3 separate regions of the Homo sapiens genome follow, and all the other regions are linked to region 2. Evidence: read pairs that join two places in POLR2A ChIA-PET (ENCODE). Cell type or tissue: MCF 10A. All regions are shown on one strand. Region 1 has its middle 10 kb from the start of LINC02530. Region 2 has its middle 64 kb from the start of EDN1. Region 3 has its middle 93 kb from the start of ADTRP.

Region 1 (5,000 bases), 240 kb before region 2:
AACAATCTAAGTACTGGTAGGGGAAAAACAGATTGGGATTATTTTAATAAGAGTTTTTCTGTGTGTGCGTGTGCATGTGTGCATATGCATGTTTGCTTTTTGAAATGGAGAGGAGCTGAGCTTTTGTTCATGCTGAACCTAAGGAAGAGGATAAAGATGCAAAGATAATGGAGATGATGATTTCATAGCTTCCAGGTGAGATGTGAAAGGTCCAGGTCTCAGTGACTTGAAGAAAGGCTGGGTTTTATCTAGGAGGAAGAGGGAATACATTTTCCTATGAGACCAGGTGATGGGGTGGAGGGAGATATGGATGGATAGGTGATGGCAAAAATAAATGGAAGATTTTCATGAACGGTGGTCTCTCTTTTTTCGAGAAACAGAAAATTAGTTTATTTCCTGACAGTAAATAGATATAGGGCAGCGTTGAAGGCTCAGCACTACAAAGTATAGAGTTAGTGACTCTGAGGAAGAGTTGAAAAAAGTGCAAGCAATGTTTGAGTGTTCATTTGAGTTGGGAATCACAAATGGCCCTGTCCTGCTCCACACTACTGCCTCCTTTGTGAATGCTTATTCACTCTTCAAAGCTCACATTAGATGCCATTTCCTCTAGCATGTTATCTGTTATAGAAGCCATCCCTATAACTTACTCACTTTTGAATCGCTAGGTTTGAGTAAAGTGCCTGGAACACTGCAGCTGGTCAATAAATGTCTGCCCCAGGAACACACATTGCAAGGAAGAGCATGAGCGAATTCCCAGAAGAATGGCTAGAATTAATTTAGATAAAATGTTTTAATCAGAGAAATTCATCTTCATCTTCTTCCCACTTCTCTTCTCTTCCATCATCTTCTGTCTCCTGATGTCTCTGCCATCTCTCTTCAGCTCCACTTCCCGTACCCATCAATAGCCTTCCCCTTCTGAAACAGTCATCTTTGCCCTCAGCTGACTATATTCTAATTTGTCCCAAACACCACCTTAATAATTAATCCAAAAGTCAACAACACTTAAAATAAGACTCCTCCCAAGTGTATTTGTTTTAAAAAGGAGAGACACTACTATTTGCCTGGAGAAGCAAATGAGCTCAAATATTACAGAGAAAGAATCCATCCTGACACGTGGAAGCCTTCCTTCTGGGTGGCTTCCCTGCTAATAGGCTCAGCTAGTTTCTCAGGGAGGAAGCCACCATCACCACATTTTTCATTCTGGGAAAGAGATGACCTTGCTCATTATTTGGAGGAGTAGGGAAAAAAATAAACACTTGGTACATTGCCTTAATAAAAATTGAACAAGCATGTATATGAGGGACAGCCATGCTCTAAAACACAAATTGTATGTCTCTCTTCCCTGCTCCATGCTAATCTCTGTCAATACTTTTCACCTCTCTGTAAATGCTCCACTCTCCTATGACCTTTGCTGGAGTCTGTGTTGATAGGGAGAGATTTTTGTAGGTTTGCCTGCCATTCTCCTTTATGTGTATTATTAATGTCAATACTGGGTCAATATTCCTTTTGCCATGAAATGTCCAGTGAAAGTCTAACATATCAATTGATTACTCTTGTATGAAGCAACTAAAAGGGAGAAATGAAGTGCTTATATAGAAGAAAGACATCCTTAAAACCAAGAAAAATTAAGGCATCACTGATAGTATTTACTGAGCCATCAGAGTGGGTATTCATCAGTTTAAACCTCTTGTGTGAGTCTTTTTGCTGACAAATACGTCTTGGATATGATGCAACTTTTTACAATTAATTCTAGGTGATCCTCCTGCACCCAGGAAATCTGTGTGCAGAGCTTAGCATGCCTGGGACCAGTAAATAAAGTTTTCCTCCGTGCAACTAAACCGTTTGATTGCTGTTATTGATCTTGACCACCATGAATAAATTTACAAATAGCAGGTTGTTTTTTTCTCCTAGGGTGTCTGATTTTCTGCCCATTCTCTTGAGTCAAATTACATTGTTTATCTCCTAGTGACTCCATCATTTATGTTTTTCCTGGGATCTCCAAAAGCTGAGAAATACTCAAGGCTGGGTTTGCCTGAAGGATACTGAAATCTGCTCATTTGAATCTCCTTCCTCCACGAGTTTCTTATCTGGTCCCATCCACAAATTCACAAAGATGTTGCATCTGGGGGGAATCCCAATTAGATCTTACCCATCCCAATTTAGCCCGTTTCGAAATCATAGATGCAGGAAGAAAACGGAACCACCATCATTATAACTTGTAGTTTCTTGGTTTCTGTGTGACCTGTTACTTTTTCTGCTTACTCCTTCCTCTGTTTAACTCTACATCGCTTCCCCTTTTTCCTATAGACTGTTATTTACCCTATGGTTATAGGCAAATTGATATTTCAAAAGAAAGGAAAAGAGAAACAAAAGTTCTGCACCTTGTTCCTCCTTTAAGGACAACGTTTGCAAAAACAGTGACTTCTGAGCTGAGACCACGTGTTGGAGCAACTACCTCACGGGACCACTTTGCAGGACCGCAACATCTGCTTGGGATGGTCTGGGTTCAGCCTTATGTGATCATCGTTCCTAAAAATAGTTTCTTTTGTTTTGTTAATAAAATTAGAGAATGCTGATAAAGTTCTCTTAAAGGGTCAAAAGAGGAAAGCTCATAAATTACAGCATTCCATTAATGAACAAAGCTACAAGAATGCAGATTGAGAAACAGCAAAAATTACAGGTCACAAGCTCTGTGATGTGAAAGAGTAGGAAGCTTCCAGCCTTTCCTCCACAGGCAAGATGAAGAGCTGGAAATGAACTCACCCTAATCTCTAAATTAACTTAGATAATGCCAGTTCCCATATATCTTTTACTTATCTCAGATGAAAATGAAATTGAGGTGAAAGAAAGCCCAGGCATGCTCTTCAGAAGCTCAAAGCAGAAGAAAAGTTGGTCAAAGAAATTACTACTTCCATTGTGTGTTTCTTTGTATAGATCTAAATAAACACAAAAATAATTATCCTCCTCCTTCTCTCCTTCTTTTCCTCTCTTTAATATTTTTTTTAAAAGTTTTACCACACTTCTTTGCCAATTAGAGCCACAGCATCTAAGCCCTAGATAGTCCCTTTTTAAGAGGTCTTCCTGCATGAGCCCTTCTCCTCCCACAGCACATTACATTTCTTCCTTTATGTACGGGTTAACCACATTATTTATGGTCAAATTGGGACACTTTTGAAAGTGAAAGAAGTGTTACAGTAGGTAGTCAGGCAGAGATGAGCAGAGCAAGAGAGGCTTCCCCACTCCCCCGCATGGGAAAGTCAAACAACCGTCAGGTGATGGTCAGGCAGTTGTCAATTGTCTCTCTAAAACAATCATTGGTTGCAACCCATGCAGGGAAAGGCAGTCTCTCAATAGAAACACCTGAAACTGGTGATCAGCAGCTTCCCAGTAAGATCTCAGGAGCTGGGCAAGTGGGCTGACACCTGTAAACTAAGAGGCAAAATGGCAGAGTTTAACTGGATATGACCTTATGGGAACGCTCGACTGATAAGGGAAGAATGCTTCAAGTGAGCATGCGCACAACTCCAGTAAACACACGGCACCTCCCCTCCCAAGAGCTGGGAGGTCACTGCTCATGCAGACAGGCTGCCCTAAGGAAAGGCTCAGGGGAGAAGAGGCACAACTCCTCAGAAACGTGCCAACATATAAAACCCCAAGTCAGAAGTCAAATAGCGCTCTTGAGCTCTCAAGTTGCCCACGTGGCCCTCTTGCAAGGGTGCTTTATTTCCTTTTGTTCCTGTTCTGAAGCTGTTTAATAAGCTTTCACTCCTGCTCTCAAACTTGCCTCGGTCTCTTACTCTGCTATAGGCCCCTCAGTTGAATGCTTTCTTCTGAGGAGGCGAGAGCTGAGGTTGCTGCAGACCCATACAAATTTGCTGCCACTAACAGGAGTGCTGTTAATGATTACTCTGGGACAGGAATACATAGCGGGGGCGATTGCAGGCAAACTGACACTTAACATTCACCCCACTTCCAGGTACCCATTCAGCTGATTCAATGCTGGTTTCCACTTGCTGACCTGCTGCTTTTGGAGTCCTTCTCAAGTTGCTTCTTATGCGTCAACTGGGTGGCAAACTCAGTGGCCTCTCCTCTAGGATTCCCCTCCCTTTCACACATAGGCAACATCTCAGCAAATGCTTTTCTTTCTCAAGGTCAAGGGAAAACATTCAAAACATCTCTTGTGAAAGTTATGTATTTAAAAGGCTGAAACCTGAAAAGAAGAGTACTGGTGTACATGAAAAATCTCTCTCTGGATAAATGCTTGAGGAGACGGATACCCCATTCTCTGTGATGTGCTTATGTCACATTGCATGCCTGTATCGAAACACCTCTTGGAACCTAGAAATATATACAGCTACTACATACCCACAAAAATTAGAAGTTAAAAATTTTAAAAAAAAGAAAAACCTCTCTCCTACTGGTCTGCTTGGTTCTGATCCTGGTTCTTTGGCAAAGCTTTTTTTACTTCTGCTTTTTTTTGGCAACTAGGTAGAACTTCAGGTAAAATAAAACAAATAAAAATGTATTGTGAAATATACAATATATGCAAAGGAGACTATGAAACGTTTATGTGCCATTTAAAGAATAACACTTAAGAACTAGAATATTGCCAGTATTTCAGAACCACCTTCCTCACCTAGTAAATCTCCATGATCATGTCCTCCTTCCCCTTGACAGAGGTGACAGCTCTCTTTAATTTTCTGTCCATTATTACCAGTTCTGCTTTTCAGTTTTTCACACTTGTGTGTATCCCTACAAAAGATCTCTGCTTTTTAGGGGGTCAGAGGGTGATTTCATGTAATAAGGAAAGAAAACTGTCATTCTTCTAAGAGCAAATTGTTCTTTTTAGAGAAAAAAAATTACTAAAACCTGATGTGCTTTCCAAATACTTAACCAACACATCACACATCAACACATGTGGAAGGGAAGAGGCTTAGGGAAAATCCTCAGCACTCACACTCCACTTCTAGGGCTCTGTCTTTGTGTTCCATTTCCGTATG
Region 2 (5,000 bases):
CCACAGCTGTTCAAAATAAATACTTGGATGCAATTTTCTCATTTCTCTTGCCATTAGGTATGATGCAGAATTTGTTTTGGCTCCTGCTTGTGAAGTTATCGCACATGCTCTTTTTGTTCCTTTGGAAATCACATGCCTAATATTCCCTTTGTGTCTCAGAGATATTAATTGGATGAGCCCACTCCCCACTAGCTCTTGAGGGCAAGAACTAGTCCTATCTTTCTCACTCCTGCTGTATCTGCAGCCCCTATATGCTCATGAGCATTTGTTGCACGAAGGCTGAATAGAAGCATGGTATATGGGTAGTATAAAAAACAGTAGATGACATATTCTGTGACTTTAAGAAGTTTTTAATCATGTATATGGTGGAGGTATATTCCAAAGTTTGGTTGAGGTACATTCCAAATGCACTGGAAGCATGCTGTGAATAATTATAAAACAAAACATCGTTGGGTTCAAAATTACTTAATTTTGACTCAAATTTCAATAGACTAAAAACTTACAGGGGACAAGGAAAGCAAAATGAAGAAGTAATCAGAATGGTAGCCTAATTAAAGGAGAGTGGTTTCGTGGATGATGAGCTCAGGTCTTGAGAGATGCAGAGAGAAAAGACAAGCGAACACCCAGACTGGTGCAAAGATTCATGCAAAAATGTAAGGGCAAACATCTTGCAACACTTATGAAGTGAGGTGAAAGCACACTGAGTTGGATACAGAAAGGAGAAAATAACAGGGGAAAGAGAGAAGTTAAAAAGAAAACCAGTTGTTGGAGACCTTAAGTAATAGGCTCTAGTTTTTGGTAATGAATCGCTGGATGTGCTACAAACAGCATATGCAGGAGCTTGTTCTGGCAGCTGTGCAGAAAGCAGAGAGGAAAGCTGGATGTACAGAAATGATTAGGAGGCTGCTTTCCCAATCCAGACATGTACCAAATTGTGGGTGGTAGTAAGCAGGTACAATTAGTAATGGTAGTAATGAACATGAGAAAGAGAAGATAAAGGAGGTCAAGGTGTTCAACGTCATATTAAATATGCTGGTATTAGTCATAGAAATGGGAAATTTGGGACTGAGTGACCACCTAAGGGAGAAACTGACAGTCATACTCAGCTATTCTGTTAGCTGAGGGCATGTGAAATGCCTGGTGTTTGAGCAACACCAAAGGTAACATTCAGAATGACTGGACTGCCGTGAAACAAAAAGGCAGATAATCCCGCTCATTCCATTGCCAGGTCTGGGATATTTTGAGTCAAAAAGGCTAAAGTTGAGACTACTTAAACCCCACTTATTATCTTCTAGACATGTTTAATGTATTCATACACATGCCCTCCAGGAGACTTATGAAAGAGACAATTAGGATGCATATAGAGAAACGGGTGGGGCCACCACTTTCTGGCCAGGTAGATTGAGCCTTTGCAGCTTTAAGGTTTGGCTGGCATCTTGTCTGCAAACATTTGACTGTACCTGATTTGGTGCCATTAAAGGAAGACAACAGAGCTTCTTACAACTGCACATCAAACTTTAATAGCACTACAAGTTAGACAGTGGATGATTGTGTCCATTTAAAAGGTGCCAAATGGTTGATAACTGTGTTTATGTCTTGTTTCTAGATATGCAAGCAAAGATAAACACAATTGAAATGCATTCGTTGGGTTGGGAGCTGATCACCGGCTAGAATTTATAAAACCTTTGCATGCCCTAAACAGCATTTATTTCATAATTGTCCAAGTGCATAGCTGGTGGTCCTTTTTCCCTAAATTATCAAATACCAAACATTACTGGAGGCAGAAAAGCAGAATGCAAGGGGCAATCACAAGAATGGTAAACCCATTCTCAGACAGAGAGTGAGAGAGTAAGCTCTGCCTCTTGGGTATTCAAGCAGTGAACCATGCATGTGAAAAGAATTTAGCCCAGACAGGCCTCACCAGGCTCTCCAGGGAACATAGCGTTCTCACAGCAGCAAAGAAGGAAACACAAGAGTGACGTGGCCTTTTCTGCCAGGAGCATCTACAGTAAATTGTTCAGGTAATTTATGTCACTAAAGTATACAGTTTGTCATCTTCCAGACAGTAAAACAACACAAACACACACACACACGCATATTCTTTTAAAAAGAAAGGAAAATATAAAGGAGTCAAAATAGAGCAAATAATAATGCTCTTTGCAATATGAGTCTAAATGCATAATGTTGCCTCTATGATTTTTTAAAAATGAAATGAAATATTCCCAGTATAATATGTTTGTGCCCATTCTGCAGATATTAAAAAAGAAAAATATTTTCTTGTCACTAAAATATTTTAGTGCATTTTTAATTTGGGTATGTAATTTCATTTTGGAGGGCAACACCATAATAAATGGAGCACATAAATATAATATAATAAAATTCAGAGTTGTTGCTTTTTCATGATTACATGATAGCCAGGTACCCACTTTTGTGTAGAAAGCTACTTTGATCAATTGCACTGATTAAATGGTTGTTACACAAGTTCACAATAGGTTACAAATCTTGATGCACATAGAGACTTAGAGAAATATTAATCGTTTCAGACATACCTTGCTTCTGTAAGTCAATCTTAGATCCCAGTTGGTGAAAAAAGAAAGAAACAAGGAAAAACTGTTACAGTTCAAACAATATTGTGGGAATTGGCAAAAATGCAGCAAATGCCAAAGGAAATCCTGTGAAGGCTCTTGAGCCAAAGGCTGCATAACTGAAGTTGGAACTGGCCCCAAGAAATGTTGCACAACCACATTAAAAAGTGGACAAAGGGACAGGCACGATGGCTCACACCTGTAATCCCAGCACTTTGAGAGGCCGAGGCAGGTAGATCACATGAGGCCAGGAGTTTGAGACCAGCCTGGGCAACATGGTAAAACCCTGTGTCTGCTAAAAATACAAAAAAATTAGCCAGGCATGTGGCACACCTGTAATCCCAGCTACTCAGGAGGATGAGGCAGGAGAATCGCTTCAACCCGGGAAGCAGAGGTTACAGTGAGCCGAGATCGCATCACTGCACTCCAACCTGGGTGTCAGAGCAAGACCAAAAACAAAAAACAAAAACAAAAAACCAAACATAAAAGTGGACAAAGAATGCGAACAGACACTTTTCAAAAGAAGACGTACATGCAGCCAATAAGCATATGGAAAAATGTTAATTATCACTAATAATTAGAAAAATCCAAATCAAAAACCACAATGAAATACCATCTAACACCAATCAGAATGGCTATTACTAAAAAGTCAAAAAATAACAGATGCCGGCAACGTTGCAGAGAAAAGGGAACTCTTATACACTGCTGGTGGTAGTTTAAATTAGTCCAATGTTGTGGGAAACATTGTGGCAATTCCTCAAAAAACAAAAAACAAAACTACCATTCAACCCAGAAATCCCATTACTGGGTATATACCCAAAGGAATATAAGTCATTCTACCATAAAGACACATGCATGCATATGTTCATCGCAGTACTATTTACAATAGCAAAGACATGGAATCAACCTAAATGCCCATCAATGGTAGGCTGGATAACAAAAATGTGGTACATATACACCATGGAATACTATGCAGCCACAAAAAGAGTGAAATCATGTCCTTTGCAGGAACATGGATGAAGCTGGAGGCCATTATCCTTAGCAATCTAACACAGGAACTGAAAACCCAATACCGAATATTCTCACTTACATGTGGGAGATAAATAATGAGAACATATGGTGCTATGGTTTGGATCTGTGTCCCCACCCAAATCTAATGATGAATTTTAATCCCCAGTATTGGAGGAGGGGCCTGATGAGAGGTGATTGAATTGTGGGGGTGATTTCCCCTTTGCTGTTCTCATGATAGTGAGTGAGTTCTCACAAGATCTGGTCATTTAAAAGTGTGTAGCACTTCCTCCTTCACTCTCTTCCTCCTGCTCCAGCCATGTAGGACATTGTGGCTTCCCTTTCACCCTTCACCGTCCACCATGATTGTAAGTTTCCTGAGGCCTCTGTAGCCATGCCTCCTGTACAGTCTGCAGAAATATGAGCCAATTAAACCTTTTCTCTTTATAAATTACCCAGTCTCACGTAGTTCTTTATAGTAATGAGAGAATGGACTAATACAGAAAAATGGTACTGGGAGTGTGATATTGCCATAAAGATATCTGAAAATGTAGAAGCAGCTTTGAAACTGGGTAGTGAGCAGAGGTTAGAACAGTTTGAAGGGCTCAGAAAAAGACAAGAAGATGAGGGAAAGTTTGGAAGTCCTAGAGACTTGTTAAATTATTGTGACCAAAATGCTGATAGTGATATGAACAGTGAAGGCTAGGCTGAGGTGGTCTCAGATGGAGATGAGGATCTTATTGAGAACTGGAGTAAAGGTCACTCTTGCTATGCTTTAGCAGAGACTAGAGACATTGTGCCCCTGTCCTAGAGATCTGTGGAACTTTGAACTTGAGAATGATTATTTAGGGTTTCTGGTAGAAGAAATTTCTAAGTAGCAAAGCATTCAAGATGTGGCCTTCAAGATGTGGCCTGGCTGCTTCTAACAGCATATGCTTATATTTGTGAGCAAACAAGAGATGATCTGAAACTGGAACTTACATTTAAAAGGGAAGCAGAGCATAAAAGTTTGGTAAATTTGCAGCCCAGCCATGTTGTAGAAAAGAAAAACCTATTTTCTGGGGAGGAATTCAAGCCAGCTGCAGAAATTTGCATAGCTAAAGAGAAGCCAAATGTTAATAGTCAAGACAATGGGGGAAATGCCTTGAAGGCATTTCAGAAACCTTCACAGCAGACCCTCCCATCACAGGTCTGGAGGCCTAGCAGGGAAGAATAGTTTTGCAGGCTGGGCCCAGGGCCCTAATGCCCTGCATTACCTCAGAACACTGCTCCCTGTGTCCCAGACACTCCAGCTCCAGCCATGGCTAAAAGGGCCCCAGATATGTCTCAGGCTGCTGCTCCAGAAGATGTAAGCCATAAGCCTCGGCAGCTTCCACATGGTATTAAGCCTGCATGTGCACAGAGGAC
Region 3 (5,000 bases), 670 kb after region 2:
TTCAGCCTATCGTGCCTCAGCTTTCTCATGTTTAAAAATAAGAAGTTAGAAAATGTGATTTCTAAAGCCCTTCCAGCTTTAAAATTCAGTCATTCTTTGATATGCGAGATAATGGACAATTGTGAATATTAAGGCAACACAATCCTCCTCTCTCATCCTCAAGTGGGAGGGGGTTAGTTCATATTAATCACAGGCAACCATGGACTTGGTTGCATTTTGAGTCGCATTCAACTAAGAACATTGGCCCTTTCGACTGTTTTGGGATATTTGCCTGCTGTAGAACTACTTACCACAGCCATGTATCTAGCTACCTACAGACGTACGCACATACACACACACACACACACACACACACACACACACACACACAGAGAGAGAGAGAGAGAAAGAGAAGAAACAAAGACAGCAGAGTAACCAGGTTAACAAGAGTAGCCGAGTTAGCAGAGGATTGTAGGAGGAGAGAATAGAAGAAATACGACACCCTCACAGCTTTCACAAATTGGCACGATCCATATGCATTGCTGCTAATTACAATAATCATCTCCTTCTACAGCGAGAGCACTACTTGACCCTGTACCCACGTTTTATTTATTTATTTTCTAAAGCATTTCTCTTCTCCTTTATCTTCTCCCTTAGGCTATTAATTAACTGCAGTGAAGGATAACAGAGGCCCCCATCACAGGGTCCATTTGGCCTGTCCCTGATCCCTACTATCTTGAAACACTCCTCACACTTTGAAAACCAACAGCGCATTCCAGCATGACCCAGAAGATAGCCAGGTCTCTTCCTTTCTCTCAACCCCTCGCTTTCAATTTTTGTTGCAGAAGAATTATGAGCACGTTTGAAGCTAACCATATTATTTCCTTTATCATCATCCTGAAAAGTTCCCAAAGAAGCATTGGAAAGGCAAAATTCTATTCTAAGCTACACCCTCCTCTGTGGGCTTAGCTAGATGCAAATAGATTTAAGTGAGGCAGAACTATGACTGCCAAGCAAGGAGATGGATTCCATACACGATGTGGGAAAATTAATCTCACCTTATATAATCAGTGCCTAAAGCAAGGGACTCACACTTCCTTCCCTCTCCCCAAATCCCTGGGAGATTGTGAAAATGGATCAAGGAGCCGCGATGAAGTGTTTATATATTTTTAAATGTATGTTCCTCTCTCTTTCTTTTTCTTTCTTTCATCTCTTTCTCTCTTTAACACAGACCTCTGTTGATAAATAATGGACTGTGGCAAAAGAAAATTGACTAAGACTCTAGCCAACTTCAAATAAATTGGCTACTGGCACAGCTGAAAACATAACTTAGCTTAAATGAGGTTTCTTTCCCATTCTACAGAATCCCCCAGCAGCAAACACCATAAACCTAGAAGGTGCATCCTGACTTGTATTCTATAAATCCGTGAGCTAATAAATAATGCTCACAGTGTAAATGAGTGACTCCACAGAGACTACGTTAAAAAGAAACATTTCATAGGGAAACCAATAATATTTTCTTTTCAAGGGAAAATATATGTCCTCTCCTATATCCTTAATTACAGCCCAGACTCTAACCATGTCTTACAAGTGTACTAAATGAAAAAGTGGCTAAAACTTCATCCTAGTGCACTTTATTAGTGAGCCAGTTATTAAGCTATTCTCTCGGTATCAAACTCAAACTCATGCTTCTATACTTGGCTTTGTGATTCTGGGGCTGACTTTGCAAATCCCATTTCTGCTTTACCAGCTCCCTCCAAGTGTGTCTTTCCTTTTCTTTCCTTTTTTCTTTTTTTTTTGAGACAGAGTCTCACTGCACCCAGGCTGGAGTGCAGTGGTGCAATCTTGGCTCACTGCAACCTCTGCCTCCCAGGTCCAAGCGAATCTCCTGTACTCCCACCTCAGCCTCCTGAGTCGCTGGGATTACAGGCACCCACCAACAACCCTGGCTAATTTTTGTATTTTTAGTAGAGATGGTATTTTTGGTAGAGATGGAGTTTCACCATGTTGGCCAGGCTGGTCTCAAACTCCTGACCTCAAGTGATCCGCCCACCTCAGCCTCCCAAAGTGCTGGGATTACAGGCATGAGCCACTGTGCCTGGCCCCAGGTGTGCCTCCTCTAATAGTGGTGGGTGGAGGAAGACCAGATGGCTGGAGAAGAAGAAGGCACTCACTCTTCTTGTTTGCGTACCGTTGCTGTCATCATCGCCCAGCCTCACTCCTTTACTTTGGCAGGGATGGTTAGGGAAGTAGCAGAAGATTCCAGTTGTAGTTTTCCAATATTCATACCCCCTCAGAAACACTAGCAGGTGGCTATCCTTTCCTTGGGGGTCTAGAACCCAAATCAGTAGGACCAAACATCAACAATGGAATTGTGGGTTTGCTTTGGCTGGGTCCCTCATCTTGAATGCAGTGCTGAACTTCCTGCTAATGGCAAATGGAATTCCAGTAACCAGTGGCATGCAGTGACATCACAGTTTATAAAACTATTACCTGTGGTTGCTTTTCAAGTGCTTACTAAAGCAAGAGCCTTGGAAGAACCAAATGTCCTCTGCATTTGACTACTGCAGCAGCTACGATGACTACACGGGTGATAGTATGGAATGGCTCCCTCTGAATGCCCTAAAGCACTTGCATAAGGAAAAAAGAAAGAAAGAAAAAAAAAAGCCTGCTTCTTTAAGTTCTGAGCTTGAGTCATAGATAATTAAGAAGCTTCCAGGCCAGTCCTGAAAGAATATCATTTCTTTCTCTTGTTTGCTGAAAATAAGACACAAAAGTTAATTGCACAGATTTCAGAGTTGAAAGTTGAATTTGAATTTATAGACTCTCAAGTTTCTCAAGTGAAGGTTGGGTATCAACTAGAAAAGATAATGACCCTTAGACTCGAAAGAATGACATCAGGATGGATTCATAGCAAGCTCAGAATTCTGAACCCCTGAGTCATCTGACCTCCTTTGCCAGCAGAAGATGCCTATCCTCACATACCTGGAGAGACCAGCCTTCTGCTTCTTGAATAAACTTTAATAATGGGGCAGTTGCCTTGCCATGAAATACGTCTTCTCATCAACCCATTCTGACCATTCCTTTTCTCACTATACCCATAATAAGGGCCCGATCTCAGCATGTTCCCTAAGGGCAAGTACAAAGTCTGACCCAGGAGGAAATAACTTACATGCTAAAACAGTTGTAAGATTATGCTAATTTTAGTGGTAGAATCCTGAAAAAAATATGTGTGGGAGTTTATTCCAAGGGTATTAGACCAAGGAGAATGAAATATAACAAGTGGACTGGATTTTATTGAACTTATTGATGTGAGTGCACTTACCAGAAACCCCGGATTTAATATTTTATCTCGTGAAGCTAGATGTGGCTCTAGCAGTTTGCCTGGTTGATAGATTGACTCAACCATGGCTTATGTTTAATGAGATTGACATGCCTGAACTTCCTTGGCAAAATGTGAAGGAATCTGGAGTCTTAGGAATACAACAATGTTGAAGCACATTTATAATGTGTTCCCTGAACACCCTGCCTCTACTCTCCACATCCCAAGGTGGCCCAAAGATGCTTCCTTCACAATTGAGAAATTCACTGGTGAAGAGAGCATCAGCATTCTTGCATGTTAGCTATATGGTGGCTGTCATCTGTAGGCCTCAAATGACGGTGAGGATTCCACATTGATATTTTGGTGGGAATATGAGATCCCAGAGTGACATAGGTCATTTGGTAGTTTTTACTACCAAAGAAAGATGAAATGCATTTACAGAAAAGTACAGGAGAGACAAAGTGATAATTAGAAAGTTTTTGACTTACAGTGGTCATTGCTGACCACAGTGTCCTTGGAAATGAAATAGATGGACTACCCATGAAAATGTTACTTAATCTATGTCAGGATTTACCAAACTCTCCCTGTAAAGGTACAGATAGTAAATATTTTAGACTTTTCACTTCAAGAAGCAAAATTAATGATGTTATATAGGTACTTATATTACAGAAGATAACACAAATTTTTACAAAATTTTTGTTGATGAAACTTAAAATATAATACTACTAATTGAGTACTTTTTTTGTAATACTAATGAGGAAAAGGAATTTTTTGGGGGGATAACATTTCACTTAATTCAGGTTCAAAATTAGTGTTTTCTATCATTAAAGTTGTTTGCTAATATCATCTGTCATTTTGATCTTTAATGAACTTTTATACATTTAATCTAATATTTGAAACTACATTTTTATACAGATAGGCATCACCAAATATTAACATGAAATTCAGGAGCATGGATTTTTATTTGAGTGTATTCATTGCTTAGAAGGTATTTATGGAATTTTACTAGACTCTTCCCTTATATTTGCCTGTTAACAGGTCATTACATTGCAAGAAGTTCCTCAATTGTACAACTAAATCAGTTTCGAAATACTGAAATTTCCTTTGCACTTCCATTGAGGTCTGAAAAACATTGCCGTAACCATTGTCTGAGCTTGAGAATGTATCTACTGCAAATTTATGTGGGAATGGAGATCTCATTCTTGTTTTAACCATTGACAGATTAGAAAGTGTATAAAGCAGCTTGACATTAATTGCAGTTCAAACATTAGTTGTCAAAGTAATTTTACTATAGTTAAGCTTCACATATATAAGTGACATTTGCCTTATGATTTTAGGTTGAATTCATTAATAAACATTATTTAGTCTGTAGCAAAGGCTAATTTCCAAAGCTATTCAGTGTTTGATAATAATGGTTTAAACCAGTTCTTCTCTTTCAGAAAAAATTCAGTGTTATCCCTCAGCTCAAAATTTTTATTGCAATAAAACTTTACCACTGCTAAACCATAAAACTGCCATGTTTAATGTTTAGCTTCTATCTCTGACAAAAATTCATGGAACCGACAGTAAAATCTACAATCGTAAATGAAGTTCACCACTGGTACGACTGGTTTAATAATACACAACAGATTAATGTATTTTTCACAAGATACCTGTAACAGATACTACAACAAATAAACATAGGCTTAAAAATTTTTAC

What was found. Peaks named below come from ENCODE experiments on the same cell type or tissue, not always from the same donor. Only the 100,000 strongest peaks of a DNase experiment are listed, where the experiment ranks them.
Region 1: POLR2A ChIA-PET joins it to region 2 with 5 read pairs; 3 of 35 experiments call an interaction of 5 or more read pairs at or near these places.
Region 3: POLR2A ChIA-PET joins it to region 2 with 5 read pairs; 2 of 35 experiments call an interaction of 5 or more read pairs at or near these places.

What each region holds. Positions count from the first base shown.
Region 1 is chr6:12,592,921-12,597,920 of GRCh38, reverse strand. No RefSeq gene overlaps it. Among named protein-coding and RNA genes, the nearest start is that of LINC02530, 10 kb to the right of the region's middle. In MCF 10A, no CTCF peak of the experiment used is centred here; no DNase peak of the experiment used is centred here.
Region 2 is chr6:12,351,622-12,356,621 of GRCh38, reverse strand. No RefSeq gene overlaps it. Among named protein-coding and RNA genes, the nearest start is that of EDN1, 64 kb to the right of the region's middle. In MCF 10A, no CTCF peak of the experiment used is centred here; DNase peaks (open chromatin) are centred at 1,121, 1,921 and 2,711.
Region 3 is chr6:11,683,472-11,688,471 of GRCh38, reverse strand. No RefSeq gene overlaps it. Among named protein-coding and RNA genes, the nearest start is that of ADTRP, 93 kb to the left of the region's middle. In MCF 10A, no CTCF peak of the experiment used is centred here; a DNase peak (open chromatin) is centred at 2,901.